Linked DNA regions of Mus musculus: region 2 is linked to region 1. Evidence: chromatin loops called from intact Hi-C (ENCODE). Cell type or tissue: heart. All regions are shown on one strand. Links, peaks and the distances in the headings refer to the core of each region. The heading gives the core; the rest is flanking DNA.

Region 1 (15,586 bases), core at 8,697-11,196:
TCCCAGTATTTGTCATGCATCCTGACCTCCCCAGGACCTGATTTGACAACCTAACTACCAGTACCTCAGAATGTGACCTTATTTGGAAATTAGGCTTTAAGGCAGAGTCATCAGGGTGGGTTCTAATCCAGTAAGAAATCCGGGCAGGGAGTAAACCATGGGAAGAGATGTGACAAGAAAGCCACCTAAGGAAGACAATCAGGGCGACTACGCTTCTACAAGCTGAGGAATGTGAGAGACTGCTGGCCAAACAGGAGGAGGCAGCTCTCCAGAGGAGCCAACTGTGCCTAGTAACTGACTTATTTTAAAGATCTAGCTTTGTAGTTTTACGTCTCAAGAACAACTCAGAAGGCAGAGATTTCTCAGACATCCCCGGTCCCCCAGGCTCATAGCCTCCCCAACCAGAGGCATTCCTCAACTAGAAGGACATCTGGAACATCTGACAGACCCAGGCAGGTATTGCTCTTTCCATAACCCCGCAACCAGGTCTTGGGTGTTTACCATTCTCTTCTTAACCAAGCACCTCACTCCCCCTTAAGGCTCGGGTTTAGATATGTATTGGGACAGCTTCTTCTTAAACTCCACCTTAGCTTCAAAACCAAAACCAAGCGATGTGTTGCACGAGCAGACAGCAGGGTTATCCAGCGCTTGGACCTGATGCTGTCTGTGCATTTGAACAACCTGCCCCCACAGCTCCAGTATATACCCCTCACCCAAGTCCTCCTGCACTCTGCTCACTGGCCCCTCTTAAGCCTCTTTCCTTCTCCCCCAAGCTTTGGCACTCACCAATGACTTCTGTCTCCATTAGTCTTGGCTTCTACAGATCAATGTATGCTTAAAAGCTATGTTGGTCTTTTTCAGACCAATTTCTTTCACTTCATAGTATTTGTCCAAGTTTCAGACAAGTTTTTTTTTTCCCCCATGACTTAACAGCCTTTTTTTTTTTCAGTAGTGGATAATATTTCTATGTCTGGGTGTATCCTATGCTCATCCACAGAAGGGCAGTCACCCGTGGAAGGACCACTCAGCTATCATTTTTAAGCCACTTAGTGGGTGGTGATTTGTAACAGTGACCCCAGGAAACCGATACAGTATTCAATTTAAGGACTGAGCAGCTCTGCTTTGTTAAGGAGCAGTTGTAGCATGTTCAGTTGGAAGGTTGGTTACATTGTATTGGCACTCAGTCTAGCTGACTTCTTAAAATGTCCTCTCTTCTAAATTTCTCTTTTCATATGCTCACTTTCACCTTTGCTGTGTTCCTGTAGTCTTCCTAAGCCTGAGGATATTGGGAGTTTTCACTGTAGCTCTGAGTGGGGCTCATACTCCTTAGCATCCCAGGCCTCCTGGGAGAAGTTGGTTAACAGAGATATCTCCGCTCTTTGGGGTAGGGGCTTTTACATGGTCTCTCTTTAACTCACCAGTCTTGAGACCCAGGAGAGATCAAAGCGCATATTTAAGTAAGGTCGGACATTTAAGAAGTATGCAGGGCCAGAGCAGAGAGCGTGAACTTTGCAGACCTAAGCTTTATCTGGGACTGTACAACTCTTTGCCTTGAAGTTAACAGAGTTAACAAATTCTTTCTGGGTGTCCTTCATTTCAGGAGAAAAGCCCCTTCCTGTTCTTAGGACTAGGGAACTTTTGTGGTTAGGAAATACTCAAGAGACTAGCTAATAGCCCCCTCTGGGATGCAAGATGTTTGCCCATTTTGTGGGGACATTAGCAAACTTTAAAGGTCTGGCTGGGCCTGTTGAGTGTCATGTAATTCTAGGAGATCTGCTCACTTACAAATGAGCTGAATTGCATTCCCCACAGAGCTCTGTTGATCTCCTAACCCTAAGCCTCTCCGTGACTTCAATGGGAGGTCTTTGCAGATGTAAGGACGTGGAGATGAGGTCATCTGAGTGGTATGCAATCCAGTACAACTGGTGTCCTCTGAACACAAACACAGACATGCATGGGGGGAGGGCAATGGAAAGAGACATCCAGAATGGCATGTGAAACTACTGAGACACAAGGCCATGAGCCAAGGGACATCTAGGGCCATCAGAAGCTAGAAGAGGCCAGGACAGACCCTTCCCAGTGGTCTCCTAGAGTGAGTCCCCACTGATGTTACTTTCAGACTTCTAACAAACTTCTGTCTTTCTAAGCCACCCATTTGCCTTTCTACTTTGCCCTGGAAGTTCCAGGAAACGAATTCACCCCATCAGACTTGGCCCTGCTCTTGTGATTACCTAGCAACCCACTCACCTTCTATGTACTAACTCCCTCAAATGGCTCTCACAGTTAACCACCCACCCCTCCTGCCTTGTGAACTCTCACTAAACATCAGAAGTTGTGTTAACTACAGTCATTTTTCTCTCTCTCTTTTTTTTTGTAGATGAATGTAGTAAGAAACTCACAGACATTAAGTACCTCTCTCTGAGCACACTGTTAATAAACAGATAAACTGGAACCCAAGATTTTCAGGATGGTCAAGTCTCGGGATTCTTAACATACATGTTGCTCATCTGTCAAGAGTACTTAAGAACTGGCGGCCCTGGTTGACAAACACATCTTACATCCTACCACATTCTTTCCTTCCTGGTGTTCCTCATTTAGGACAAATAAGAAAAATGAGGAAGTCTATTTTTTTTTTTTTTTTTGCCTCAGTGTTTAGCAAATGTCCTTGAAGACTGGACTTGTCCTGAAGACAGTTGTGTGGGACCTGCTTCCTAGTGGGAACTAAACAAAGCAAGTACAACCAGAGACAAAGAACTCTTGACTTTCTGAAAAGTGGGATATGATAATGAATGCAGGTCAATCACAGACTCAATTCCACCGCATTTGCCCCAGCCTCGGGGGCTCTGGGGTTTCTGAAAAATGGGATGCTCAGAATCAAAAGCAGGGGTGTGGTATACTGATTGAAGCTTCCACCGGGATTCGTTGCTGTGGGGACTAGTTCCCTTAGCTTCCGCTAGCCTTTCCACAGGTGGAGAAGGCAGAGCACAGTGAACTTAGCAACCTATCCGCTGCTGGTATTTTTCTTATGGCTGTAGCCTTCAGGGAAGAAGTGTAACTTCTGACTCACACTGTCTTCTGCACACGGTTGCTTGGCTACGTGTGTTCCATCAAAACATCATGGCGGTGAGAGCTAGAAAAGGCCGTTCTACACATCACCTTGTGGTGGACAGGAAGCAGAGAGCAACTGGAAACTACCAGGACAAGGATCTATCCTCTAAAACCTGGACCCCAACCCCAGCCCCCTGCCTGGTGACCTGTTAGACGCCACCTCCTCAAGCTTCCGTAATCCTACAAAACAGCAACCATCAGCTGGGGACCAAGTGTACAACACATGGGCTTGTGTGGAGACACTTTAAACCATCATTCACTCAGTGATTAATAGTGGTCACTTCATTCTCTTCCCCTGGAAACCCCACAGGGGTGTGATTTGCTTGCTGCCTTCGGTAGAATCCACTGCTGTATGCATACAGTGTTTCCCTTCCTAACATGCTAAAGCGGCCAGTGCATGGTCTTCTCTGAAGGATGGGGAGACCATTCGTACTTGGCTGTTATCTTAACCTTCGTCTGAGACTTTCAAAATGAAGGACAAAACCATGTGGAGGATGAAACTCTAGAAAAGGAGAGTGAAGCAGTCTACTCACCAGCCCCGGGTTACAGACTTGGTCCCCAGGCTTGCTATACTGTAGTGTGGAGGGGGCACTACTGTTAATAAGTGGGTCCCACTTAGAAGAAGTTAGCAGGAGAATGTCTATGAACTGGCCTTTTTGTGTCTTTTTGTTTCCCAGAAACCAAGTCTGTAGACCGTGTCTTCCACCACACACTTGTGCCATGATGCTACACCACAAAAAAGGCCCAAAGTCATAAGGCCAAATGATCAGAGACCAACACCTCTGCATCAATGGACCCAAACAAAAGAAGTTCATCAGCTCGGGCATTTTTGTCAAAGAAAACACTGAAGTACACAATCAGTAAGCAGCCATGGGAAGGGAAAACACAGAGAGAATTAAATAAAGCCGGCAGACGTGGCTTGGAAGGAGGAGATGTCCAGAGTTACTTAGAGTCTAAACAGGAACCCAGCACAGGTTGAAGGACACATTCATTTTAATCAGCATCTGTATGTGATGAGGTTGATAATAAATTAGGAAGGAAATGTGAAAGACCGATGAGAAAAACATAGCCTATTTTATCTACAAGTTTATTGTTTTAAACTGCCCTTACCAAACAATTTTGTTTAACGTAAGTTGCCTTTAATAAAACGTGGCCTTAAACACAGAGGAAATTGATGTTGATCAAACTTGTGGTGTAAAACGTAGCATCAGGCAAAGTGTGCCCTTCACAAATCTGCTCAGAACTTAACAACCCAACGACCACCTAGTTGCTTTTTTGATTTCTACAACCAGCAAAAATATTTAAGGGGGGAGGGGGAGGAAGATGACCTAATTGGGTTTCTTAACTACAAAGCTGGTTACAACATCACAACCAAATACCACTCTGAAAACTTCACTTACGAGGTTGCATCATACGGACTCTTGCCTGGCTCTATGGAGAACACATGGTCTCCCTAAGTGTTCCTCTGATACTAAGTTTTCATTGGGAAAGCAAGGTTGTTTAATAACAGCTTCACTAGGTTTTTGTCCTTAATGTTTTTCTGTATACTTTGATGGATGGTGGGTGTCTCTGTTCACCTTTCCACACAGCAGACATTAGCATCTCCTGTATCATGGCCTCGCCATGTCGAAGCAGGCTGAAGTGACTTTTTGAGATCATGGTGTCATTTACAGGAGTTAGTTCAGAATTGAGGCTCTCTGAGGCATACGAATGCGCTCACACACACACACACACACACACACACACACACACACACACACACACATTTGGGCAGTAGATAAAGGGTGATGGCAAAGCTTACTTATGAAGCGTTTGGGAGGTTACAGAATGACATAAGCTTGGGGACAGAGCCTGGGCTTTGTTCTTTTCAATGTTCTTAGTGCCCGATACAACATACTAACTAGTACAGGAAACTCAGAATATTTGTTGAATGAATAGATGGAAGTGAGGGAGGTTTACAGATTCTAAAAGACTCCTCTTAAAAATTCAATTAGGGCTGGAAACAAATCCAGCCAGTGCTACATTTATAGAAAAGCCTTTCCAAAACTTTCATTTGTAAATTGGGTTTTGGAGCTTCAGCACCATTCCACATGGTAGCTGGGACTTCAGGCCAGAGAGTCCACAGCCACCTTTTCAGCCCCAAGGTACGTGGGAAAGTAGAGCAGAGGCGTGCAGCTGTGCGCCTGTGGGAAATGCATCCTCACCACCCAGTTAGGAATGCCAGGGATGCCAGGGACAAGTCGGGGAGCTGAGCTCTCTGCGCCTGTACCTGCCTTGTTGGACCAACCTCTACAGAGCCACTTTTGATGGGTGAAGAAAGATTGGATACACAGCATAACGTGAGGCCTTATCCCCCAACCAAGGCAGGGGAGAGGGAAGAGGAAGAGTCACAAAAAACGGCGTCCACTGTGGTGACCAGGTGCCTGGATGGCGAACCGGCCATTCACAGGGGAGACAGACTCAGAGAATCAAGACTATTTCCATGGTGGCTTGCAGGAACCCTACAATCACATTTCAGCAACAGCCTTGACTGAGTGATCAATCCTTGCAAAGCAAAATTATCCATTCTATACCTTTCTTCCCTATGTTTCATGAATACTGTCATTTTACTCCTCCCCAGAGAAGAGGCCTAGAAAGCTCAATCCCTTAAAACCCATCTTTGGGGCTGGAGAGACGGTGAAGCCAGCAAAAGTGCCTATCACACAAGCCCGGGTTTGGTCCCTGGAACCCACAGAAGGCTAGATGCAGTGACTCATATCTGCAAGACTAGTGCCCTTATGGCAAGATGAGAGACAGAGACTGAACAGGCCGGAAGTTCACAGGCCAGCTAGCCTGGAGTGCACTAGGCAGTGGAACTCAGAGAGACACGCCTCAGCAAGGGAAAAGGAGAGAAATGACTCATGAAGTTTGTCCTCTGACCTCCATGCCTGCACCAGTATTCACACACACACACACACACACACACACACACACACACACACACACACTCATACTTAACACATCACATCACACACATACTCTTACACACATCACACACTCATACTTAGGCTTACATCACATCACACACTTACACCTCTCTCTCTCTCTCTCTCTCTCTCTCTCTCTCTCTCTCTCTCTCTCTCTTTCTCTCTCTCTTGCGCGCTCGCGCGCACACACACACACACACAAATCCAATTTGTAACGCAAAGCAAGAATCACAAAATACACATGCTGCTTTCTTTGTAAGAGAAGACAGTCTAGGGGCCGTTACCTTTCTTTCTGACACACTCTAACCTGTGGCTTCCCTGACACCCTGGGCTACTGTCGACCAGAGTGGGACATGAAAAGCAATCTGACTGCCAGCTTCTAGAGAAGGTAAAGGTGACAATAAAGAGGCGGTGGGCACAGCTTGGGGTGAGTATCTCTGCTTCACAGCACATCTAAGAATAACACTGAAGATGACAACTCCCAGACACTGGAAATTATTTTAAATGGGCTGTAATGTTGCTCATAAGAGGGGAAAGAAATACTTTCTGTTATTAATAGGAAAGCTATCCTATTGGAAAATCAAAATGTTACATCCCCTGGCACACTGGATAAAACAATACTTTAAATATTTTTATTTCTTTAACTTTTTAATGTGTACAGGTATTCTGCCTGCAAGTAGTTCTGTGCACCACGTGCGTTCCTGGAGCCCATGAAGTGGGAGGACTTTGAATTCCTGGAACCTGGAGCTACAGACCACTGTGAGCTAGCATGCTGGTGCTAGAGATCAAATCTGAGTCCTCTGAAAGAGCAACCAGTGCTTCTAACCACTGAGCCATCTCTTCAGACACCCAGTACTATTGACGACGGCATTTTGGATACATTTATTCTGTCATTTCTAAAAATTCTTATAAAATTATGCCAATCATTTAGTAATTTCGCTTCGATGTTTTCAAATTCTTTCCCCTGGACGGCAGTAGGATGAACTACGCCATTTTCCTGGTTCCATAGCTTTAAGTGTGTATGTCCACAGCTGTCACACAAACATCAAAGCTTGATCATCCCGAAGGTCAAGGATTAAACACAACTCTTTCTGGACTAAACGAAGTATTTCTAGGAAACCTGAAATCTCGACTCAAGAAAACCCCATGAATTTGGGGAACATAGTAAAGAGCAGCAAGGGAAGCACTGAGCTAAAAGGGACCGAGTCCGTCAAGGAGCTCACTAGGCCAAACTGAACACATCTCAGAGTCTGCAGAACTGGACAGCCATGCACACCTGACGCACAAAACACTACAGCCCAGGCGTGGGTCTCGGTTTTCAGGAATTTTGATGCACCTCGGGGGGAAAAAAAAAAGTCAGTGCTAATCTTGCACCATAGGTGATGAAACCGAGATAAATTGTCTGATAGAAACGTACAGGAATTTCTCGCTCACTTGGCTGAGCGCCTGCTTTAGCATTTAGTCTAATGATCCTTACAAAGCAGAAGGTCGAGAGGCCTGTGTACATCCAAATGACTGACGGAAACACAGAGTAGAAATTTCTAGAAAGTGAGTTAGAGTTCTTCAGTTGTGAAAAACTTAATATGAAGTTTTATCTATGAATCCATATGCACGCGCATGTGTGTATGTGTGTGTGTGTGCTGAAGATTCAAAACAGTTCCTGCCATCAAATGCATTACTGTCAGAAAACAGACATGTTTGACACCAGGCTACTAATCAAAGGATGCACACAGGTTATGAGAGTGGAGAGCGGGGAGGAAGGCAGCAAGCGTGTGAAGAGGTGTGGACAGCCTGTACATGCTGGTTTGGGGGTGACAAGCCATCTAATTTGGCTGGAGCAGGAGCACTCACAGTGAGAAGGAATACCAAAGGAAAACTTTGCTGTATTACAGAAGTGAGCTCTGTTCTCACAGATGAAGGCAGCCTGAGATAGGGACTGGATGGACAGAGCCTGGGGCCAGGGACCAGATGGACGGAAACCTCCATCATCCAGGTGCTAGGCCAGGAAGTCAGGAAGTGACAGAGTAGAAATGAGAGAAGCATGGAGAAAGTCAATTGCTAGAACTATAGGCTGGATGGTGAGAGCCAGACCCAGGTGTGAAAGGGAGGCTGGTGGGGAGGGGAGGGGAAGGGAGGAGAGGGGAGGGAGAGAGGCCTTTCCCTAGCATTCCAGGCTCTGCTGCCGAGCGGGATCTGGACAAGGCCTTTCCCTCCATAGGCCTCCACTTCATCATCTGAAATAAAGGCATCAGGAAAGATCAGTGGTGCCTGGGCTTTTCTATGGAGATCTAGGATCCGAAGGAAGCTTTAGGACGGACAGATGGGAGCTGGGTTGGAGGTAGGAAGGAGAGTGGGGCGGAAGATACCCAATGGGCTATGATGAGACAATATGATGGGGATTCAGAGCTTTAGTTCAAACTCACCAGACACCCCTGTTACACAATAGGACTCCTTAAAAGGTTTTTTTTTTTTTTTAAAGTTTAACAAGCACTGAATTGTATAGACCATCTCCCAGGTCCCCCTGAACTTTCCCATTTGAGTGACCAACTTCAAAAAACCAAAACAACAACAACAAAACCTGGTTAACCAAAAACCGCTGCAAACACTGTGGGTGTGAAGGTCTCTCATTTTCTAGGACCCCACCAAGCTCCTCTGCTTATTTGACCAACGGTTGCACAAGCTCTGGGGCAACTGGACCCAGTGACCGTGATCCTGAATGAAAGCCAAAACTCTCAGAAATGGGAACGACTCTCCAAAAGGCCATCTGGTGCCCCTCACTCCTCCACACTACCTTTGCCCAGGACGCATTAAGGTTTTCAAACCTCACAGACACTACTGCGAAAAAAGGCCTCCTCTGCTCAGGGAACAGAGGAGCCCCATCCTTGCGGGCTGTTGTCTGGCTTTGGTAAGCTTAGTTATCCCTCTGGGCTCTGTGTCTGTAGAAAGACAGCATCACCCCCAAAGGGTCCCAGAGGCCCCGCTCACTTTCACATTCCAGAATTCCACGTTTCTAAAGCCGCAGAACCCTCGTGTTATCTGAACAGCCCCCCTGATCAATAGCATATGCTTTGAGGCTTGTTATGGCCCAGGCAGATGGTCAGTATGCTGAGGGCTCTGGGCTGTTTACTTTACGGATTGGGCAACTGTGGCTTAGTGAAATCTCTGCGCCCTGCAAAGGATGACTTTGAGGCAGAGAGCTCGGGTCTAAATTAACAGCAGATCTTTAGCAGCACAATACCCTGTGGCCTGCATTTGGAAGAAAGAAACCCAGGTCCTAGGTAAAACCCCTGTTGCTAAGGCACCAGGAAGATGGAAATGAAGAAAACCAGAAAGCCAGTGACTCCAGACCAAACCCGCAGCTGAAACTACAAAGTTTTTACACACTCCTGCCTTCCTCTCGCTCTCTCTCTCCCTCCTTGCTCTTTCTTTTCCCCACTCCCAGAATTAAAAAAAATTCTTTTGTTGGAGAGGAAAAAAAAAGAGAGAGAAAGAAAGAAAAGAGAAATCAAAGAGGCAAAGGGCAGAACTCACTGAGAGAGTGTGGCCAGGCAGCGCCTTCCCTGGGACCCGGATCCGCTAAGCATGTCCGCAGCTGGTCTGGGCAGGAGTGACTGAGGTAGGGGACCTGGCGCCTGGAGGTCAGAGTGTGGGCTGGGCCAGCACACGGGCCATATTATCTGTGGCCGAAATGCGCTGAGCAGGATGCGCCTGCCTTCCCTTTGTGTTAACACTTGGGTCTGTCCCTGTGACGAAAGTCTGGGCTTGTCCTCAGCCAAATCTACTCCTCCCCACCCTTCCCCTCCACACAGGATCATCTGAGAGCTGATTGTTATTTTTTACTGTAATCTCCCTAATAGAAGCCCATCAGATTTAGACCTGAACGATACAGAGCACTTGGGGAGTTGCAGGCTCTAAATTGCTGGGCTGTAGGGGCTAGGATGACGGGGAACGATCACAATGAAGACTTTATAAGCTTGACTCAGAGAAATCAATCACTAATGTGTGAGAGGGTAATAAGTCGAACTGGGGAAAGCTGAGGCAGTGCGCAGCCTTTGGGAAACAGTGGCCCCTGCTTGTACTCACAGCCCAGTTCTGACATGATGAACAGAATTCAGCCCACCAAAAAGTTCATCGGCTGCCATTCTCAGGCCCTCATCCTGTGCTCTGTTCTCAATTAGCATTGGTGTAGGTGGCTTCCAAAGCAAACAGTTCCCACTGAGAAATCAAATCTGAAAAACTCCCCTCATCCCTTTTATCCAGGAAAAGGAGCATGACAGAAAAATGCAAACCACACACAAAGGCGGAAGAGTTCAGGGTCTTGCTCCGTGATGGGCTGGACCTTACAGCGTGTCTAGTGTTTGCACTCCCCTGAGAGAGGAGGGCAGTCGTCTGCCTGGGCGCTTGCCAGAGCAGCAGGCCCTTCTGCATCGGTGGCACTATGATGGTGATCTCATCGCCAAGCGCTGGTCACCAACAGCTTGGAACACCGCCAAATTCCAGCCCCTGAGGAAAGGAGCGGTGTTGACTATATCTGGAGATGACACCCCATCTTGGCTTGTGTTATGCATACATTTCCTCATCTCTGATAGCAATAGAGGCCCTGGTGTTGGAGGGTCCAACTTTCTATCAAATCAGAACAACTCTGGTCCCTGCCCCATAGGGTCCAGGTACTCCTTGGGTAAATAGCAGAAGCAATTGTCCTAGGGGGCCTTGGTGGAGAATGGAAGAGATCTCTGATGGACAGCTTTGTGCCACACAGAGATAAGAACAGAGCTTTTAAAAACTCCAATCAGTGCCAGAGAGCAGATCTACCTAACTCCCTTCATACTCCCTTGAAGCAGCTTTAATTCATTTGAGCTAAGTCTCCTCATTCCACATAGCTAGACAACGTTTTTCCCTGCTTAACCCCTATGCTGTCGCCAGTGCCACAGTTGCTAAGTATGAGTCAGTAAATGCCAAATGTAATTATTTCTACACGTGTATCCTGTGGACTGCGTGGATTATCACTCAACCTATTAACTGGAGGGCAGAAGACACTGAAACAACCTGAGATGTGGCTGTCTTTACACAACATGACTGGCTTCAGGCTTCAGGATCATCTCATTTTCTCTCCAGAGATGGACTGTAAAATGTATACCAAGATGACCTGCTGCCTTTCCTTCCTACCAAATGTTACTTTGTTCTCTTTTATTGCTTATAGAATTCCGGGACTTGCTGTTGGAGGCAAAACAGTTCCCCTCTCTCAAGATTCCACGCCCTACTCTCTAATCCTCAGAACACGACAATATGTTATCTTCCGTGTCTGCCTCTTTCCAAGTTAGTTTACAGATGTGATTCAAGAGTGGGTGTGGAAAAGAGGGGATTGCCCTGGTATATCAAAGTGTGTTCTGTCTAATCACATGAGGCTTAAAAACAGAAGGCTTTCTGCCTGAGCTCACAGGGAGCTAGGCCTGTTGGAGAAAGGGAAGAGAAGCCAGGCTGTGGAGGAAGGAGAGCAAAAGCCCAGGAATGTGATGCCTCTGGGCCCCGTGCAGGAGCCAGGAAATGAATTCCCCCTTACAGCCTCCAAAGAGAATGCTGTGAGCCACCACCTAGATTAGAGCCTGTTGGGATGTGTGTCAGAAGTCTAAAGGCCTGGGGATAGGTACGTCTGCAATGCTGAAAGCCAGCACACCAGTAGCTATTTGCTACAGAAGTAAAACACAGAAAACTGGCCTGACTGATGAATGAGCTTTATAAATCTTATAAAATGAATACATTTTACCTCTTGATTCTTCCCATCCCTACACACTCTAGTTCTGAGGAGTGGCAAATATAGTTCTGACACACCCAGAACAGGTTTATAAAATACAGTAGCCTAGAGATTTAAAAAAAAAAGTGATTCTTAAAAGCTAAGTCTCAGTCTCTGTCTCTCTGTCTCTGTCTCTGTCTCTGTCTCTCTTTCTCTCTCTCTCATACACATACTCCTACATTAACTGGGGGGTGGAGTGCAAGGATGCAGTTATTCTTCTGCTCCAGTGTTCATGTGCTAAAGATCTACTAATGAACAATCACAGAAAGAATATCCACCCGCTTATCTCTGTAGGTGTAGAGACAGGAAAAGGAAAACCATGTGAATAGTCTCAGGCTGGCTTCCTGCTTTCAATATAAAGTATATAGAGTATGTGGGTCTGTCTAACCTAAGTACACAGTGGTGAAACTTACTGGCTCATATCATGGTGCCTTATAAGGCACAGAAATGAGAATAGTGAAGAGAAAAGAGAGTCTTAGACCTGGAGAAGACACCAGCAAGGGACAAAGAGAGCACAGAGGCCAGCAATGGGCAGATAAAAGGCAGATAGGCAGAGCAGCAATAAGACAGTTGGAAGCTCAGAACAGAGTTGGGATGGGCACCAACTTCCCAGCAGTCATCAGAGAGCCAGTAGTTGGAGTGGAGGGAGCAAAGATGAGAAACCAGCTGAGAGTGTGGGCACATGTTCTGTTCAGGCATATGTGCTTGGGGAGTTGGCAGAGAAGGCCAAGCCTACAGAACCAGTATGGCTGAAAGCTAACCTGATGACCAACTACCTGCATCATCAACTCCACCAGTCATTCAGCAAGACAGTAGGCATCATGTATAAGATGTCAGGTCAGGACTCCAACTAGAGCAAACTAATCTTCAGGTTGCTCATAGCCGCTTTCATTTCTGCACATTCTATTGTTTAATGTTTCATCAAAGAGACTCTGGGCTGGGAAGGTTTGATGGAGGTCAGCATGGTCGAAAAGAACAGCTCCCACCACAGGGTGGTCCTTTATTAATAAAATATGATTTTAAAAATAACTTTACTTCATGGAGGTAGGAGCCTGGGCCACATGATCTATTCCAGACTTCCTAGGCTGTAATGGTTGTTTAAGAACAGCTATGTTGAAACAATTCCATAGTGAAGAGAAAAAATGTGTGGGAGTGCTGTGTCCATTGCCTTCATGCACATAACACACACACACACACACACACACACACACACACACACACATTATGTGCATGCCCTTTCATTAGCACAGTTGCCTCCACACATATACATGCATACATATACACATATGCATACAGATCTGTCCATTGTGTACAGAAATCTACCCACTTGAGAGGCAAAGGTAACAATTTAAGAAACTTGGTTTTGTGATAGTATTGGGGATTGAACATGGGTCCTTACCAATCATTCTACTACTGAACTACATCTCCAGCTTTCTTTTCATTACTTTAGTTTCAGCACAGCCCCAGTGCAGCATGTCTGTGCCCACAGAATGGTGGCTGCTGAAAGACACCAATTGTTTCCACAAGGTCTGTCGGAGTGTAGGCCAATCTTGGATGCCTGAGTGACACCAAGCTGTTGTTCCTACTTCTGTCTCTATTTGGATGGTTTTAGAATTCAGAAGAACTAAGAAGGACTCTGTGCCCCTTTGGTGCCTCCAAAGGTTATATATGTCACAGGACATGAGATCCAGTGTTTGGTCCAGAGACTCTGGGTGCGCTCCAGTGATAATGGAAAATCCTCTTCAAATGACTTTCTGGAAGAGGGAGGCAGGGCCAAACAATAGGATCCATAGTGAAGTTCATAATTGTCCTGCATGATATCCGTGAGTTTGTGAGAACCAGCCCACTGCAGACTCCCAAGAACAGAGGGACTTTTTGTTTGTTTGTCTTTTAATTGCAGGTAAGGCAGATATCCTGCATAAACAAGAGGTACTAAAAGTCATATTATTTAAAATGGCTCTATTCACATCTATAAACAGACTCCATTAAGACAAGAATAGAAGCAGTAAGAACTCTTCACCTTTTAATTCACATCTTATTCTTAAGTTAAGATAAGCTAACATGAATTAAAAACACTGTGACAAGAATGCATAGTGTGGGGTAATGTAACTTCAGAAACTGTTTCAAGAATTCAGTGCCTCTGTGGGTCCCTCAGACAACACCTTCTTCCTCCCCACCAGAAGGTGGCTCTGTTTCTGGGTCTGTCTGCTTCTTGTATCTTTCTCCAGAGCCACCTTTCTCCTCTTGTGTCTCATCCTACAGGGTCACCAGGAGAACTACCAGAGTGTAGTGTTAGAGGCTGAGACAAGATAATTTCCTGCTGAGAAGGCTAGGCTGATTCCATGATAGGCTTTAAATGGACAGTTAAGGATGCTAGACCTAAATCTCTGTTTCCAAGAACTGGGCAATCCAGACAAGTCCAGGCCTCAGAAGCTGCCCCACCACCTGGCCTGAGGCAAGGACAATGGGTCAGCAGCTGTTTCCAGACTTCCTCAGCTACTTCCTAAGCAACATTTTCCAGACCTCCCCAGCAAGTTTCCAGCCCCCACACCCTGGTAATGGAATGTCCTTAGAGATGGATCCAACAGATTAACATAGATCATCTACCCCAGAATTTCCTAATGTGCTTTAATTCAGGCTTGCAAGCTCACTTGGTTGTCTCTCTATTCCGGTAATGGGAGACCCCAGCATGTTGGACTTCTGCAGACTAAAACACTCTTTGTCTTTACATACTATTTGAGTCTACGGTATCATTCTTCAGCGAATCATGTAACCTTACATTTGGGGGCTTGTCTGGGATTCCCTGGAGACACCCTGATCCAAATAGTGGAGTGTTTTGTTAATCAGCAAGACTGGGAGCCTAGTTGCCTTTTGTCTTATCCATATCTGTGTTTCTGTTTCTGCTCTAACTCTGTTTCTGATTTAATCCAGAAACCAAGAGGGACAAAGCAGATGCATATTTTGTCACCCAGCTGGGGCAATGGAGAATGCTCCTAAACCCCTACCAGAAACTGGAGAACTTCCTAGTTCTCATCTGGATTCTGAACTAGCTATGGATCTATGGGCCTCCCAAGAGCAGGGAGGAAGACTGTCTGAGATAGCCTTTTGTTTTGTTTTTGCTTTCCCTGAGAATGTCCTTCTGTGTCTATGTGTACTCTGTGCATTCTGTCCTCTCATACAAATTTTTCTTTGATTCCTTCTGTGTCTATGTGTACTCTGTTTGTGCATTCTGTCCTCTCATACAAATTTTTCTTTGATTCCTAGGATGGGACAGGCACAAATCACCTCACCAGGCTTGATCCTGAACTATTTTAAGGACTTTTGCCAAGTCACAGACACTTAGGTCTGGTTGTTTGTCCCTGAAAACTAACCATTTCTTACAGGAATGAATGGCCCACTATGGCCTAAGGAGGGGACTTTCCATCTTCCTATCATTTACAGGGTAAAGACTGGGGTCACCTGGACTGAAAGTTATAGGCCTCACCACTCTCTACCCTTCTTCCTCTAAAGGAGGGTCAGCCTCGGGCCCCCTGCCTTGCTCCCCCTTTCTCTGCCAGATTCTGATGAGGGGGCCTCTGAGGGGCAGCCAGACAGCCCACAGATTTATCTAAGGTGAGCCAGGCAATGCAGGGAAAGAATCAGAGTCCCTGGAAACATCTAGAAAGACTTTTTGAAGCCTATAGAACCTATACTGCTTTTGACCCAGAAGCTAAAGTGCACT
Region 2 (15,586 bases), core at 4,542-7,041, 96 kb after region 1:
GGCGTGCTCACCCATGCCCACAGATCTTGCAAACACACACATAATAGCAATAATAAATAATAAAACTTTAAAATTGATAATTTGTCATTAGACATGTGCAAAATAAAACCACAAGAGAAAACCACTAGAATGGTTTAAATATAAAAGACTAAATACTCAAAACATAAAAAACCCAGACCCAGTGGATGCTTACGTATTGCTTGTAAGAGTTGAAAATAACAGGAACTTATTTTGGCAATTTCTTACAAGGTTAGGTATCTATATAATCTTACACAAAAATTTCATTTCTAAGTTTTTACTCAAGGTAAATAAAAGTGTATGTTTGCATACATACACACATACATACACACACACCTCACACAAGTAAAAATATTTAAATATCCCAGTATTTTTATTTACATTATATCAGTCTGAAACTTAAGTGATCCTTAACAGGACAATGGGAAATAGATTATGCACATTGTTTTTTTTCATCAGCTAAATAAGAAAACTCAATGTGTGTGTAACAATGTGGATGAATCACTGTGTGAGGTAGACTATGCCAAAGTCATGCATAGTTTAATTTTATTTATAGGATTTTTTAAAAATAGATATATTTAATTTATGAGCAACCTGAACAGTGATATAGAAATAAATAGGGCAAATAGTAAGAAAATAGGGAATTCTAATAACCTTAATCATGTGTGTGTGTGTGTGTGTGTGTGTGTGAGTTTCCATTTATCTTGATTAAGACCCTGGCAGTGGAATTTCTGAGCCTGAGGCTAGGTATAAGTTTGCCTTTGTGAAGCATTATCAAATTGTTCTCCAAAGTGAGTGTGTCTTTTTCAACTTTTGCAAGGAAGGCAATTGAGATTTTCTAATGCAATGTAAATATAGTATATTTAAATTCTAATATTATTTCATATAGAAACTTTACTATCCAAGTGTGTGGATGCATATAATGCCATTTAATCAATATGCATACAATGGTTCTACTCAAGATTATATCATTCAGTGACATCATGGCCATATTAGTTTGTTTAATTATGTTCTAAGATATTCACACAATGATAAAATTAGCCAATATCACATTTCTTAGTACCCCTAAATGATACTTCCCCCCCAAGTAATACTTGATAGCGTCAATGGAAACAACAAAACCCCACCAAAAAAACTATAAAAAAGAAAACAAAACTTTACTGTTAGAGAAGAGAGTAACTATCATGGCAGGCAACTTCCTTTAAATAATACTTGTTAAAAGAAAACAAAATGTCTTCAGTTCCAAGCAAATATTTTATATCCATATAAACTAATATTCAAGTATACACTCTAAAAAAAAAAAGAAACCAAAATATCCATTTTTCTGAAGCTCAAATAATTTACTGCCCCACATTGTGTTTTAAAGAATTTCAAAAGAATAAATAAGAACATGTATGCAGGGGTTGGGGATTTAGCTCAGTAGAAGAGCCTTTGCCCAGCAAGCAAACAGCCCTGGGTTTGATACCCAGCCCTGAGGTCGGGGTGGAGCCTGTGCCCAGAAAAAGATGAATGGTTTGCTAGAAGTAAAGATAAACGGTATATATCAACTAAGATATATTGGTGGCTCATTGTAAGTAGTGACTCTTTTAGGTAGGTGGAAGGATTAATGGATGGATAGATGGATGGATAGATATGCCGGTAACTAACCTCTTGGATTTAAAAACAAAGCATAGAGATTACTAAACAATGACAGCTTACAGATGAATAGGACAGATTTAAAAGCTGGTAAAATCTGTGCTTTGTCATATTTTCTTGTTAAATTTTAAAAAAGAAACAACGCCAGCTATGGTGCTACATACCTGTCATTCTAACACTTAGGAGGATGAGGCAGGAGAACCTCATGTTTGAAGCTGGGCTGGGATGCACAGCAAGTTCCAGCCTAGTCCAGCCCAGCCAGGAGTTATTTAGTAAGACTATTTCTCTTAATAAATAAATGGGCATTTGAAGAAAAATAGGAATGGAATGTTCACACCTTAGTCAATTAAAGGAAGTAAATAAAAATAAGGAAAGGAAAAAAAAAACCAAGGAATCAGAGAATATCCAAGAAAAGAAGAACTAAAAAAATAGAAGTAAGACTAAATTACTTTGTATCTAAATAGTTTGAAAGTTTGCCTCTGTGGTGGACCACACTTATGCAGAAGCAGATGGAGCTCTGAGTTTGAGGCCAGCCTGGTCTACAGAGTGAGTTCCAGGACAGCCAGGGCTACACAGAGAAACCTTGACTTGAAAAACAAAAAGCAAAGCGAACAATTTGAAGTATTAGAAAAATACCTCTATACCATTTAATGAAGAAAAGGTTTAAAGTTAACAGGAATAGATTTGAATACAAGATAAACTGGAGTTGAAAGGGTTTAAGCAAATTATACATCATCAAGTGAAAATATTCATTTTTGTTTATTGTAAAAACAGCAAACTTAAAAAAACTCAACACATTTGTGTTAACTCATTTACTGATATAATATCTACTTTCTAGCAACCTGTTTATTTTGTCCAGAATTTTAAAATTCTCTTTTTGTGTGTAATTGTAGAAAGGCTTTGTCACTTACCTAAGGACTCCTCCTCCTCCTCCTCCTCCTCCTCCTCCCAATTCTGTCCATCTAAAGAACTTTTCTCATCATTAGTGTACCTCTGTTCTTATGTTCTGGTTTTTGTTGTTGCTTGGGTTTGATATTATTATTATTGCCCTCAGTCCTTTCCTATCAAATATCAAGAGACTTCACACATATTTATAAGGGATCTCTTGTTTTTCTTAATGAAGAAAGACACACATTAAATGCAGTGTCTGTCTAATACAACTCCCCCCCACCCCCCCGTACTCAAGCTGGAAGAGCTTTGCTTGATCATAGCTGTGATCTTCTTTACTAAGTTTCGTTCATACATATTGAATGGTACACTTTTTCACATTAGACTCCAGGTGAATCAAGGTCTCTTTATATAGCAGAAGGCCAGCCCGAATGGCACATGTTTGCTTTACCAAGCTCTGTAAAGTCGGGTGGTAATTTATATTGATTACATAAGAAGAAACTCCATCCCTGGTACAACATGTTCTTTCAGCGGCAGAACCACACCTGTAGAAATGCTAACTCACATCTGGTTCCATAAATCTGTTCTTTCTGATTCTCTGGGGAGATATTTTTATGTAAACTATATAGCTACATGTGGAACAGAAAAGACCAAAACAGATGTGCCAGACCCAGTAACCATTCCCACCCCAGACCTGAGCTCTTATTTCCCTTCCCTGACTCTGATGGCCTCCTGTTTGAGAGTTGGCTCAATCCCCCTCTTAGGAAAGGTGTCTCTCACCTTTTTACTAAGGCCAAACTAGTTATTTCAGCATCCCGATACTGTTACTATTAGATTTAGGAAAGGTTTCTTAGTTAAGAATATTGTTTGACTTATTGATGAGTAGATCTCCCCAACAGTTAAGGTATGGATACAAAGACACATTTCCTCATCTTAGCATAGGTTCATCTTTATTCAGGCGCCTACACACATTGGGTTCCATCTCTACACAGTATCGATTCAAGTATTGCAAATGAAGTAACTGATCCCTTGAAGGTAGCTCATTTGTATCCAACATCTGAACCACACTTAGTTTTTTCTTCTCCTTCCACAAGTGATCTGTCAGTGGAAACAAAGATTAAAGGAGCGCCTTGAAGTAAAGCACAGCAATGAGATTATGTTGGAGGCTAGAAACCCTGAACCAAACAACTTCAGAGTTAAGAGAGACCACACCTAGTTTAAGCCCTCTGCTATAAGGGCCAAACGTCACAAGCAGTCTAGTCACCCACCAATGCCACCAACTCGCTCAAAGGTATAAACAGGATTCAATGGATAGTTTCTGTTGTTAATTCACAGTCCAAAAACAATTTGAAAGATCAACATATGGATGGCTAACTTTGAAATACTTTCAAGAAAGCAAACACTTCTATGGCATATTTGTTAACAGTAGGTTCCTTTTTTTTTCTTAATGAAGCCTTGATTTCAAGATGTGACAAAACATGGATGCCCCACCCCGAGTACCCCCACTCCCTCTTCCTTCTTCACCACCAGCTAGCTCTTCTACCTCATTTCTTCTCTTAGTGTCCAACCTTTCACAAGTAACATTCTGATGTCATACAAACGTGAAGAGTGAAACTTAAACAGCTCAGCCAAGTCCACCTTTCACGCTGATGTTTTGGTCTCCAACTGTGCGGGAAGAGGGTGATGCAGGGGTGTGCGTGTGTGTGGTCCTGGGATGGTTAGTCTCAGTTGTGGAAAAGAGTACTGGTGTCTTGCAACAGGATGGAGCAGGCAGAGGAATCTGCTGGTGGTCTCAAGGTAACCAAAGACCAGAGGAGACCTAGGGCATTTCAGGTGGAAATCCCTCAAGAAAATGGCTTGGGCAGCAAACATTTGTTCAAGAAAGGGGTTGTCTTGTGTGGCTTTCACTTGTGTGTTAGGGTTCTAACAATAGCTCCACAATGAAAATGTTTAAATTTTTCCACTTAAAACAAAAAACAAAACAAAACAAAACAAAACAAAAAAACACCACACACACATTGATCCAAGGGCCTTGAAAAACAAAGTAAACTGAATAAAAACTAAGATCCATATAGAGTATGGTGTTTCATTAGTAATACTGTAATAGTATCATTTCATTATTTGTTATAAATATAGCATACTAAAGTTAACAATGGATGGAGTTCGGTGCAGGGTATGAGAACTCTGTAATATTCTTGCAACTGAAAACCTAAACATATTTCAAAATAAAATTTTATTTAAAGAATAATAAAAAGACCTACCCATATGATTGCTTATGTGAACTTAACCCCAAACACATTCACTGTTTTCCAACATGCTTGTATTCTATATTTTTAGAGTATTTAAAAAACCCGAATGAAATCCGCCATAAGATATTAAAATCACAGCAACTGCCAAGTGTGAGAATAATTCGCATATGTGGCCTCATGTGTCAGAACTTCAAATGCAGATGAAAGACTGAGTGCAGCAAGACTCTGAAGATTTTATTGTTGTTCACTGTGTACATTGGACACATACAAAGCTTTAAGAGGAAGATACACACTGATGTTTGTGTTAGGGAAACATCGTGAATCAGATGCTAACCTGCCTTAACTGTCCCTTTGCAGCAGAGTTTCTTCCAAAGGTGATTGCTAATATGGTGTGTGTTTGCAGTGTCCATGTGCCCTTTCCCTTGTGTGTAAGCACACGGTTGTTCGGGTGCCCATGCGCAGAGGTACAACTGCACATAGAAGCCTGAAGTTGACATCTAAGGTCTCTCTTGACCTCCCTTCACTGAACCTGAAGCTTGCTCATTCTTGCTAGCCTGGCTTGCCCTGGATGATCCCAGTCTCCCCATCCTGAGCACTGGAATTCCTGGCAGAAGGCACATGGCACAGCCGCCTTGCATTTATGTGGGTACTGGGGATGCAAACTCTGCTCTTCACCCACACATGGCAAGTGCCTTGTCCACCGAGCGGCCTCTCTGGCCCACACCTGTCACCACTGATTGTTAAAGACAAGAGTAAAACCAGAACCTTAATGTTGTGTATGCATTGAATTATGTGCTTTGAATCAGCATATGGTAGGCTGTAAACACATGCAAGTCACGTGCCAACTAAAAAAACCAAAACGTAGGTATATAGAGGAAATGATCTTAGTATCAGCAGTGACAGTGTAACCCTCTGTGTTTTCTAGTTCTCTGTACTAAGCATGCGTTGCGTCTTTTTCACATTTTTTTAAACAGGTAGAAAGAAGAGAAGCCTGATCCTGGAGTAGGAGCCCCCCCCCCCCCGGCCCCCCAGACAAAGGAGTCTGCTGAAGCTGTCACATGTGGGATAGCTGCTGGAAACCTCAGATGTGGAATTTCAGTCCAAACTGAATTCTATTCGACTTACTCCCACCGCCCAAGCCACCCGGGGTCTTCAGATTACAAAGGGAAAAGGATAGAAAACCATGTCTGGGCTTGAAGACACCATGCTGCATGGAGTCTTTTGCTGTGAAAGCTCTTTGCTCCCTATGCGGGCATTACAGGGAAGGGTTAGGCTAAAGAACATTCACGGAGTCGGGTACAGAGAAGACAGGAGGGTCATACAGCTGTGGTGAGGAGGAAGGTCCTTACCCAATAGGCCATTACCTGGAACCTGAGCCCACTGCAAAATGTGAGCCCAGGCACCAAAAGCTTGACCTTGGCCAGGGACACCTTGAAAAGGAATTATCAGGGTGTAGCTACTCCCAGTGGAAAGAACAACTGCTGTATTTTTAACAGCAAGGGTAAAAGCCAAAATATGGAGAGACATGGACGTTTAATGAAATGGAAAAAAAAATAATAAAACAACCGCCAAACTCCTACCCTCCTCACTTCCTATTTGTACTAACACAGATGGGCAGGCAGCTCCAGGCTAGCTGATCCTATGTGGTCAGATCGCAGGCCGAGGGACAGACATTTCTATCCCACCAGCTCTACAGCTGCATACCATCCCTGGAGACTATGGGGAAGAGCTTTGTATCATCGATCTCCATACAAGGATATTTGTAAACAACATGACTAGAGCAGAAGGTGGCCCGATGGCCACAGGACATTTGCAACCATAATCTCAATGGGAGAAGAAATAGAAACCAGGAGGAGAGGACACCAGGGGGAAGAGTGGGAAGAGGTCTAGGAGGAAAGGAACAATTTCAACAGAACCCATTTCCTTCCTAAATTACCTTATCTTACTGCCTCCTTCATTCATTAATTTTAAGGATGCTTGATAAAAGAAGAGGAGGAGGAGGAGGAAGTTTTTTGGTCAAAATCTCCAAGTAAGTACCTAACAAATGAGAATGGCTCCGTGCAGCTGACATAGTTGTGGGCCATTGAGTACTTCAGACAGCTACTGACTGATTTTTCAGTAACTGATTTTTTCCAAGGACTCATGTTCTTGTTTCTCCCCTCCTAGCTACAGGGGAGCTTAGAATGTCCTTGGGCAACTGCAAGTCTAACATAGATCTTGACAATTGAAATGATTTTTCAGAACAATCTAGAAATTGCCCAGGACTGGTCACAAGTGGAATCCCATTTGAAGAGCTAGGCAGATGGTGTAGTTAGTAGACTGCTTCCTGTGTAAGCATGAGGAATTGAATGTGGGTGCCTGTTTCCTGTGTAAAGAGTCAAGCATAGCACCCCACACCTGTACGATCAGCACTGGGAGGGCAGAGACAGGTAGACCACTACAACTCCCAACATAGTTGAATCAGGGCACTCCATGTTCAGTAAGACACCCTGTCTTTAAAAAAAATTGTGGAGAGCAAACTGAAGAAGGTAACAGCTGTTGACCTCTGGCCTACACACACACACACACACACACACACACACACTTAGAGACTTAAGACTATTAAGTTTATTCTATATTTTTTGCCTTAAAAGTTTATTTCTACCCATGTTAAACCCACAGCAGTCATTGCACACACAGTTTTAAAAGGATAATCAATGTAGACCACTAGGACATAGTGAAAGCAATACAGTTAGCTTTGACTATATATTTTTCTATTTTTAGGCCATATATCATTATCATTTTCAACTCTAGTGTGCACATATGTACACATACAGAAAGTATGTCCTGTGAGAGCCAAGATACACATACATAATAACTGTACATGACAGCTCTAGGCACTTTTGCAGTGCAGGGACCGCTCTAACCCCAGAAGGTGTACAGACGAGTTGCAGCTCATAGGAGACCATAAGCAACTTGTCACATCGGTGCTCCACTCTCAAGTGGTATATATAGTGTAACTTTGACTCAAAAGGGAAAAAAAAACCCTAGAAAAAAATTACATTAAACAAACAAAAGCAAAAGGTTGTTCCACACAGTGGGGTGTGGGAGCCAGTAAGGGGTGCAGAGAGAGAGATGAGTTAGAATGGAAACGTGAAAGTCTCAGAATAGAAGTACTTTTAAAGAAAGACACAGAAACAGTGAGCAGTCAGAAGAGGAGAGGGGCTTAGGGAGGAGAGAACCTAAACTCTAAAGAGGATGACCCTCCCTCCCAGTGCGCCTGGGCACTCCCAGCCTGTGACTGCTATTCTAGGGAAGCTATTAATAGCTCTTCCTGTCCCCCAGTTTGGACGACAATTGGCACAGTCACCTCCTCGATAGTTCTGGCCTGAGCCAGAGGACTAATGGAAAGGATCGCAACTGGGACACACATGGAGAAGGAAGGGGAAGAGAGGCACGACGCAGCAGGAAACAAACCGGAAAAGGAGACAGGACACACAAACTATGAACTGTGGCAGAGCAAATGTAGATAAAGCGAAGAGGGCCAGCGAAAGCAGAGCGCGCAAGCATTTATCCTTTAAGCTTAAACAGTGAAGAGACAGGGGAAACGAAGACTCAAAGTGATTCATAACACAAATATGTGTAGGCTCCTAATATTTTCCCCTGTATTGACACGGTTACTGGCCGAGATCAGCCTTTGTAAATTTGACTGAAAAGAGTTCTTGCAGACTCCCCCACAGCCCCTGTGGTGGCTGTCTCCAGGCTGCTCCAGGGTAGCATCTCTCTCTCTCTCTCTCTCTCTCTCTCTCTCTCTCTCTCTCTCTTCCTTCCCCCCCCCCATCCCCGCCTTGGCTCAGCCTTCCCACCAGCCCCTCCCCCACCCCTGATGGCCGCATACCAGACTGTCTGCACTGTGGTTTCCCAGCCGTCCACAGATAGGCCACAGCGAGCGAAGCTGTGCCTCAGTGCGTCATTTCGGAGACCTTTTTTGACTTTTCACCAGATCAGAATTTCATATTGTGAAAGGCTGAAAAGTAAATCTCAAGGGCAAGTTCAAAAGGCCAAGCGACTTCTAGCAAAGCTGCCCCAGACCTAGAGGGACGGCAGAATCCCGTCAGCAGTAGGGTCTTCTGCAACTGGGCTTTCGGAACCCGTGCCGCATAGGTTTCTACCCCGATTTTGAGTTGGGGCATAGTCTGGGTTTAATTCATTCGTTGGGGCTCGAAGCCCTTCACCTCAAACGTTTGGGTCTTTACAGAGACTATCAAGTTAAAGGGCAGTCCAAAGCATGGGCTCCAATACAGTAAACTTTCTAAGAAAGGAGACGGGGACAGAGATGCAGGCGCGTACAGAGAACATGCCACAGGAACACGGACAGGACTATCTAGTTGTGAGGGAACAGGTAGAGCACAGCCTTCCTCACTGCAGTAGAAGGAACCAACCCCGGGGATGGCCTGGCCTTGGCCTTCTAACCTAGAACTGCGACAAAATTGGCTTCTGTTTGTAGTGCTCTGTTACGGTAGGTCTCAGAGATGAATACCCAGGTATAATCTGACCAAAGATGCATGTTAGGAGGAGTTGAAGGGACTGTTTAATCCGTCCCCCAACTTTCTCTGAGGAGACTATGTGTTATCTTAGAGTTATCTGGAATCGTGAGCCTTCTTCGCAGCAAGATTAGACCAGCTGATCTTGAACAGATAATTGTGCCTCAGTTTCTCCAATGAAATTGGCTACTAGACTTGCATTCTTAAGTTCTGATTGTGATTGATTATAAAGTTGAAGAGTGCTGGCACAAACGTGCTGAATTGTGGGGAGTGGGAGTGGCTACCAAGGCAAGGGGACCCTAACTTCAGCTGGGCAGAGGCAGAGCTCTCAACAGTCCATCCAGTTCTCATTGGGGGGTGGGGGGGCAAGGCAGGGTTTCTCTGTATAGCCCTGGATGTCCTGGAACTCACTTTGTAGACCAGGCTGACCTCGAACTCAGTCTTTTGAACATCTAAATTTGACACAAAGGAACACCTGAAACAGCTACAATCACCGAAACAGCTACAATGTTTGTCCAAGTCACAGAAACCTTCAGAACCTAATTCCAGGGTGTTTCCCTTTGGTCGGGCAGAGAACCCATTTGCTGACATCTTTGGGCTTCCAAGGACAGCCCACTTTTGGTTTCTTCCTAGTTGCTCCAGGTCCGCCTGCCTCTGAGCAGAGCAACTGACTTGAGTCAGTAGTGTAAGGCATGGTGTTTAGTTCTGCTTCCTTATATGGCAGGGAGTGACAGTGTGCTTGTCTGTCTAGCTGAACTGCAGTATGGCTCAATGACAAGTTCTAATGATTGCTTATGGAAACCTTGTGCTCTGGCTTCCTTCACTTTCCCAGGAAGACAGAACAGACAGCCATAGGGTTGGAATCAGGGAGTGGCACTGATTCCTGCTATGCCATTTGCCATTTATGTCACTTGGGGCCAGCTATTTAATTTACTTTGCTGTTCTCAGATGGCCTTTGCTGAAAAAGTTGTGACATACAGTGAGCCAGTAGGGTAATGGACAGATTGAAACTTCGTCCTAGAGCCCTAAGGCTTCAAGTCAATCATCCCAGTGCTCTCTCTCTCTCTCTCTCTCTCTCTCTCTCTCTCTCTCTTAACCCCCACCTCCTCATCTTCCTCCTCCCTCCCCTTCTTCGTTTTCTTTCCATTTCCCATTCCAGGTCTAAATTATTGAAAAAAATTCTATCTATCTATAAAAAAAAATAAAAACCACATAGCCTTAGGAACAATAAAAACCCTTTAACCATATTACATAATGAATTCTTCAACTATAAAAGGCAGCTCCAGGCCCATTTATAAGGGTAAAGGAAATGGGTCAGGTGAAGACGATCGTGGAGGCTGTCTTCTGCAAAGCAGGGAGATCCATGCTTCAGAGACAGCCCCAGTTAGAATGCACGCTTGCCAACCTGAATCAGGATGTCCTAAAACTTGTATCTACTGGTCTTTGTCTTCCTTCCTGGAAAGCCCAAACATTAAAGAAATCAACCCTGTTCCTCCCATCTACATGGAGGTCAAGGAGAAGCAATATGAGGAAGTGTGTGGCAAAGAGTAGGGGTTAGAAAGAGAGTCACATGCCTGCAGAGAGCCTCCGTGGGCAAGCACAATAGATTACCAATAACGTGTAGTATTGTATATAGTATCAACCATGTTCAATGTAGTTTGTAATTAGTACTTCTAACATCACATGCGCTTTCATTGGATAGACTCAGCAGATAAAACTGACCATCAGAGGTCAAATAATAGCAGAATATAGTGAGCTAATTAGGAAGGGGTGGATTTTTTTAATATAATATTTTAATATTATATACAGAATAATGAGCTTATATGGTCAGTTTAAAAATACTGGTCATATTTTACAACTAGTTCTCAAAATTCTTGAAAGTTTAACTTTCCAATTTGGGGAGCTACTCTGAACTTGGAAAGAGAGGATAGTGACAGAGAGAGGGCATGCTGGGTACAACGGGAGGAGCTAATCCTTTTTAGCTTCTCTTCCGAAAGCTCTGCCCCGCCCCTGCCCGCCCACCCCACCCCACCCCACCCCACCCCACCCCACCCCACCCCATGCGCACACCGGAAGTACCTGCTCTTGTAAAGCAAACATCTTTCGTGCAAAAACAGAAACTGATCCTAGCTATCTCTTTTTCCGTTTTTTTTTTTTCAATTACATTTTTTAAAAAAAAACGTTTTATTTGTGTGGGGAAGGGGCACGCGTCATGGCGCATGTGTGGCGTTCAGCGGACTACTTGCTGAGTTGGTTTGACCTACCATGTGTATACTGGGAATTGAACTCAGGCTTTCAGGCTTGAGGGAAGTGTCTTTGCCCACTGTACCACCTCACCAGCCCAATCCTGGCAATCTTATTGGACCAGGCCAATCACATGAGAAATTATGCTGTAAAATCTTCAGTGAATGTTGTATGTGTATACCGTGCTCAGAATATGGTACAGTCTTTCTACTCCAAGCCACTGAATGCCAGAAGAGCCTTAAGGTGAACTTTCTGCCCTGCAAAAACAAACTTGTCCCTTGTTGCCCAACTGCTCCTAAAGGGGCCTCCTAAGAGAGCATCTAAACCAGGGGCTGTGCAAGTTCCAACTTTGGGGGAATTGGGGATGTGGAGTACAGGATGCAACTCATTCGGGATTTGTTATCCTTACCACAAAAAGGAAAGGAAGAAAGACATGAGAACAGACAGACAGACAGACACACACACACAGAAAGAGAGAGAGAAAGAGAGGGAGGGAGGAAGGGGGGGGAGAGAGAGAGAGAGAGAATAAACTTTTTTTTCTGCTAAGGGAACTAGCTGAAGTAACTGATCTTTAAAGTCGCTCAAAGACATAAATACTTATAAAGAGAAAAATTCTCAGAGTCGCCCCTCCCCCAAGGCCTAAATTCCACTTAGTAACAGTGGCTGGAATGAGACGTGGAAACACCATGAGAAATTTTATTCTTCCCACATTTCCAGTGCAAACTTTACAAAAGCAAACACTGGAAATCTCATCAGCAAGTTCGACCTTATGGGAGTGATAGTTTTGTGCTTAGCCAAAAAAAAAAAAAAAAAAAAAAAGGATAGAGGAAGATGGAGGAGTTTCAGATAAATACTTCAGCTCATTTCCAAAGAGGCTTGGCAAAATGGAGTATTTGGGATCCACAGCTGTAACTTTTAGGGGTGGGGTGGGGGTGGGGATCATCTAAACAAAAATAGGTTTCTGAGGAATAATGAACTCCATCATGTGCCATAAATTACTGTAAACACCAGTGACCAGAATTATTTCTGAGGCAGGATGTTTCATGAGAGCCTGGAAGAAGCTTTTACAAACTGCAGATGCCTGGACCCCACTCCAGCAAGACCTACTGAATTGGAAACCCCAGGGCTGGGTCAAAAGGCTCTGAAATTGAGTCTGGTTGCGAGGCTGCTTAAGAACCACGGATGCAGGCAGGCTGAACCTGTGAATCTCTGAAGTGGAGCATCTTCTCTTATTGGGAACTGCCTGGCACTTCAAAGCTGTGTGATCCAGAATCATCTCTGCCACTAACAAAGGACACGACCTTGGTCAACTCATGCATTGTTCTTCCACTCAAAAAATATTTACTGGGATTCTGCTGTGTGTGAGGCCAATAGACCACAGCAAACAGTAGACTGCTGTTGCCTGCTCTCTGCATCTTGTGACTAACACAACAGGTAAACCTTACTTAAAGGCACCTAACAGTACACATAATTTTAGTTGCTGGGGATGCCTAGACTTTTTTCTTTTATCTAGAAGATGAAAAGTAGATTGCTGATATTTATTTATCTTTCTGGGCTAGGGATCAAACTTAGGCCTTATGCATTCTAGGCAAGTGACACACCACTGCACTACATCCACAAGCCCAGATCCTTTATGTTTTTTTGTCCTTAAGATGCCCAAATTTCTTGATGTTCTTTCCTATGCACAATAGTAAATAGTACATGCCACAGGTCCAGGGATTGGGAAAATGAAATAAATAAATAATAAATAAATAAATACAAGTAGAAGTGACTATAAATTCAATTACTCCTTAATAATTTAGCTCCTCCTCCTCATAACATAGCTCTATAATTAGAAAAATGGTAGCACAACAATGTCCTGGGGAGAGATACCTTCTTACTCAGTTTACCAAAATCACTTCCTGTGTATATAGATAGATATGTTTATCTCTTTGCAACAACTTGTGGCCTCTCAGAGGTGGGGTCCGAAGGTTGGGAACCTAAAGATTGATGTGCCAAGCATACCTCTTCGGCAGCCAAGGCTCTTTCTGGGATCTTTGTCAACGGTAGTATTTTCTACCTGTGTGGACTTGGCCACAGCGTAGGAAATTATCGTAATGATGGGTAGAGTAGGTATGCACTCCCTCAGCTAAGTAATTTCCCAAAGTACTGGCATCTTAAAAATTCCACGAACTTTTACTCTCTTTAGACAGGTGCTTCCTCCCATCCCTGTATAGAGATGCTCCAAACACTAGAATGCATTCTTGAATGCAGCTCCATTTCCTTGTCCATCCCCACCTATCTAGTCCTTGTTTGTTTGACTCTTCTGACCTGGCCACTGATACTCATTCCTGAGTGTATATTTGTCGATGTTTATTTGAAGAGGGAGCCAGAATAGAGCAACGTGGTTGGAACTGAGAGACTGTATAGTGCATCTGTTCCCCTTCTTGATCACGAGAAGGTTTGGTGAACGAGAGGCAGAGAGGTAAGTATCACTTAGATCACAAATTCCATTGGCTACGAATATGTTAGCATAACGTATTTGGTTCACTAAAGACCTGTGATTAACCCTGAGATAAATGAGCTTTTGCGTTGTATGTTTGTGTAGTATGTGTGCAGGTTTGTGGCGGTGGCACGTGCACATGCATGCCCCTGCCAAGGACAAAGGAGCATGTCAAGTGTTCTCTGTCGTTGCTTTAGTTCTTTGAGGCAGGTGTCTCACTGAACCTGTAACCCTAGAGATTCCCCCAGCTCCTGCCTTCCACACTGCTTGGATTGCAGGTTCCTGGTTATGCTGGGAATTTAATCTCCTGCTGTACAGCAAGCACTTATACCAACTGAGGCATGTCCCTAGACACCTCATTTTTCTTTATTAAAATTGTCCAGTTGTTAATTTACCGACTTGGAGAGATTGCCCTCCTTCAGGGAAGGAGCCACAGCAAAGCACTGGTTTATACAAAGACACAAAACTTTTTGCCAACAACACACCTCATGATATTTTTCTCTAGAGTTTTTCAGTTACTAGTGGTGTCAACTTCAAGTTGACCTTTCTTGAGGTTGGCTCACCATGCCATACGAAGATGGTCATTAATATGAGTCCACCTTTGGATGTTTTTTTGCCTATCCACAAACTCGTTCGCATGAAAAATTCAAGTGAGAGCCATTGAGAGCTGTTGGTCATTCCGGATGTTTGTCTCTGCACCTAACTTTCTCTTCAACTGAAAGTAACCCTCCCTAGCTTTTCTTAATTCAAGGATGATCCCCAGATAGGGGCAGGGCAGCCGCCAGACTCATTGAGTAATACATTGAGTTCGCCAGAGTCTTCGACCATCTGCTCTGCTAAGGGACCTGAGCCAATCAAATGTCTTTTCCCCTGCTTTGACCTAAAGCACGCAAGGAATTTTCCAGGTGGTAGAACAGCTGCCTAGAGTAGCTGAGTTTACGTGAATTGGAACACAAAGCTGAGAGCCACAATTCCCTGCTGGCGTCCTTGACCCACCTGGATTTTAACCCCATCTTCTGTGGAACTGAGCCCTGTTTGGTTTCTGGATCTTGGACCCCTTTATTATTGCTCCTATATGTTATAGCCCTGCCTTTTTCCTTAAACCACTGGTCCCGATTCTGAGTCAATTCTCCCGTGCTTCACCACACTGCCTTGTTGAGGGAGATTCCAGTTTGGGAAAGTTTGTTCAGCTCTTTTCTTTCACTAGTTCTCCTTCTTTCTCTTACACTCAGTTGGCTGGAAGTCATGACAATGCTTACTTTGAATTATCCTTTCTGGCTGAGACTGGCCCTCAGGATTCCACCTTTGACAACTGGCTCTTGTCCCTATTGTCCCTTCACCTTGGTCCTGCCCGTAGGTGCCCTGTCATTGGCCCATTGGTGGAGCCTAACTAGTTCCCCAGCAAATTGTCTTGGGAGACAAGAGAGAGATGTCCTGTGTGGGCTTAAAGGGAGCCAATTATGTACTCTTGCTTAATATGTTCCTGTCCAAGTAAAATGATTTCCTGGTGGTCAAGTGCTTTCATCCGCATACTCACAGAGCCCTGC

The links. A loop is a pair of places that touch in the nucleus more often than their neighbours do. Peaks named below come from ENCODE experiments on the same cell type or tissue, not always from the same donor. Only the 100,000 strongest peaks of a DNase experiment are listed, where the experiment ranks them.
Region 2: a loop joins it to region 1, with 2.5 times the contacts of the local background. A loop is called at or near these places in 2 of 42 quality-filtered maps.

The regions. Positions count from the first base shown.
Region 1 is chr6:34,703,717-34,719,302 of GRCm38, reverse strand. The region is part of intron 3 of Cald1 (caldesmon 1); the gene reads right to left. Gm38787 (a long non-coding RNA gene) reads left to right here. Exons shown (of 3, transcript XR_868972.2): 2 at 2,378-6,462; 3 at 6,736-7,008. Among named protein-coding and RNA genes, the nearest start is that of Gm38787, 21 kb to the left of the region's middle. In heart, for the core only: no CTCF peak of the experiment used is centred there; DNase peaks (open chromatin) are centred at 9,052, 9,792 and 10,542; H3K4me3 peaks cover 2,287 bases; H3K27ac peaks cover 2,500 bases.
Region 2 is chr6:34,603,214-34,618,799 of GRCm38, reverse strand. The region is part of intron 1 of Cald1 (caldesmon 1); the gene reads right to left. Among named protein-coding and RNA genes, the nearest start is that of Cald1, 13 kb to the right of the region's middle. In heart, for the core only: no CTCF peak of the experiment used is centred there; no DNase peak of the experiment used is centred there; H3K27ac peaks cover 1,848 bases.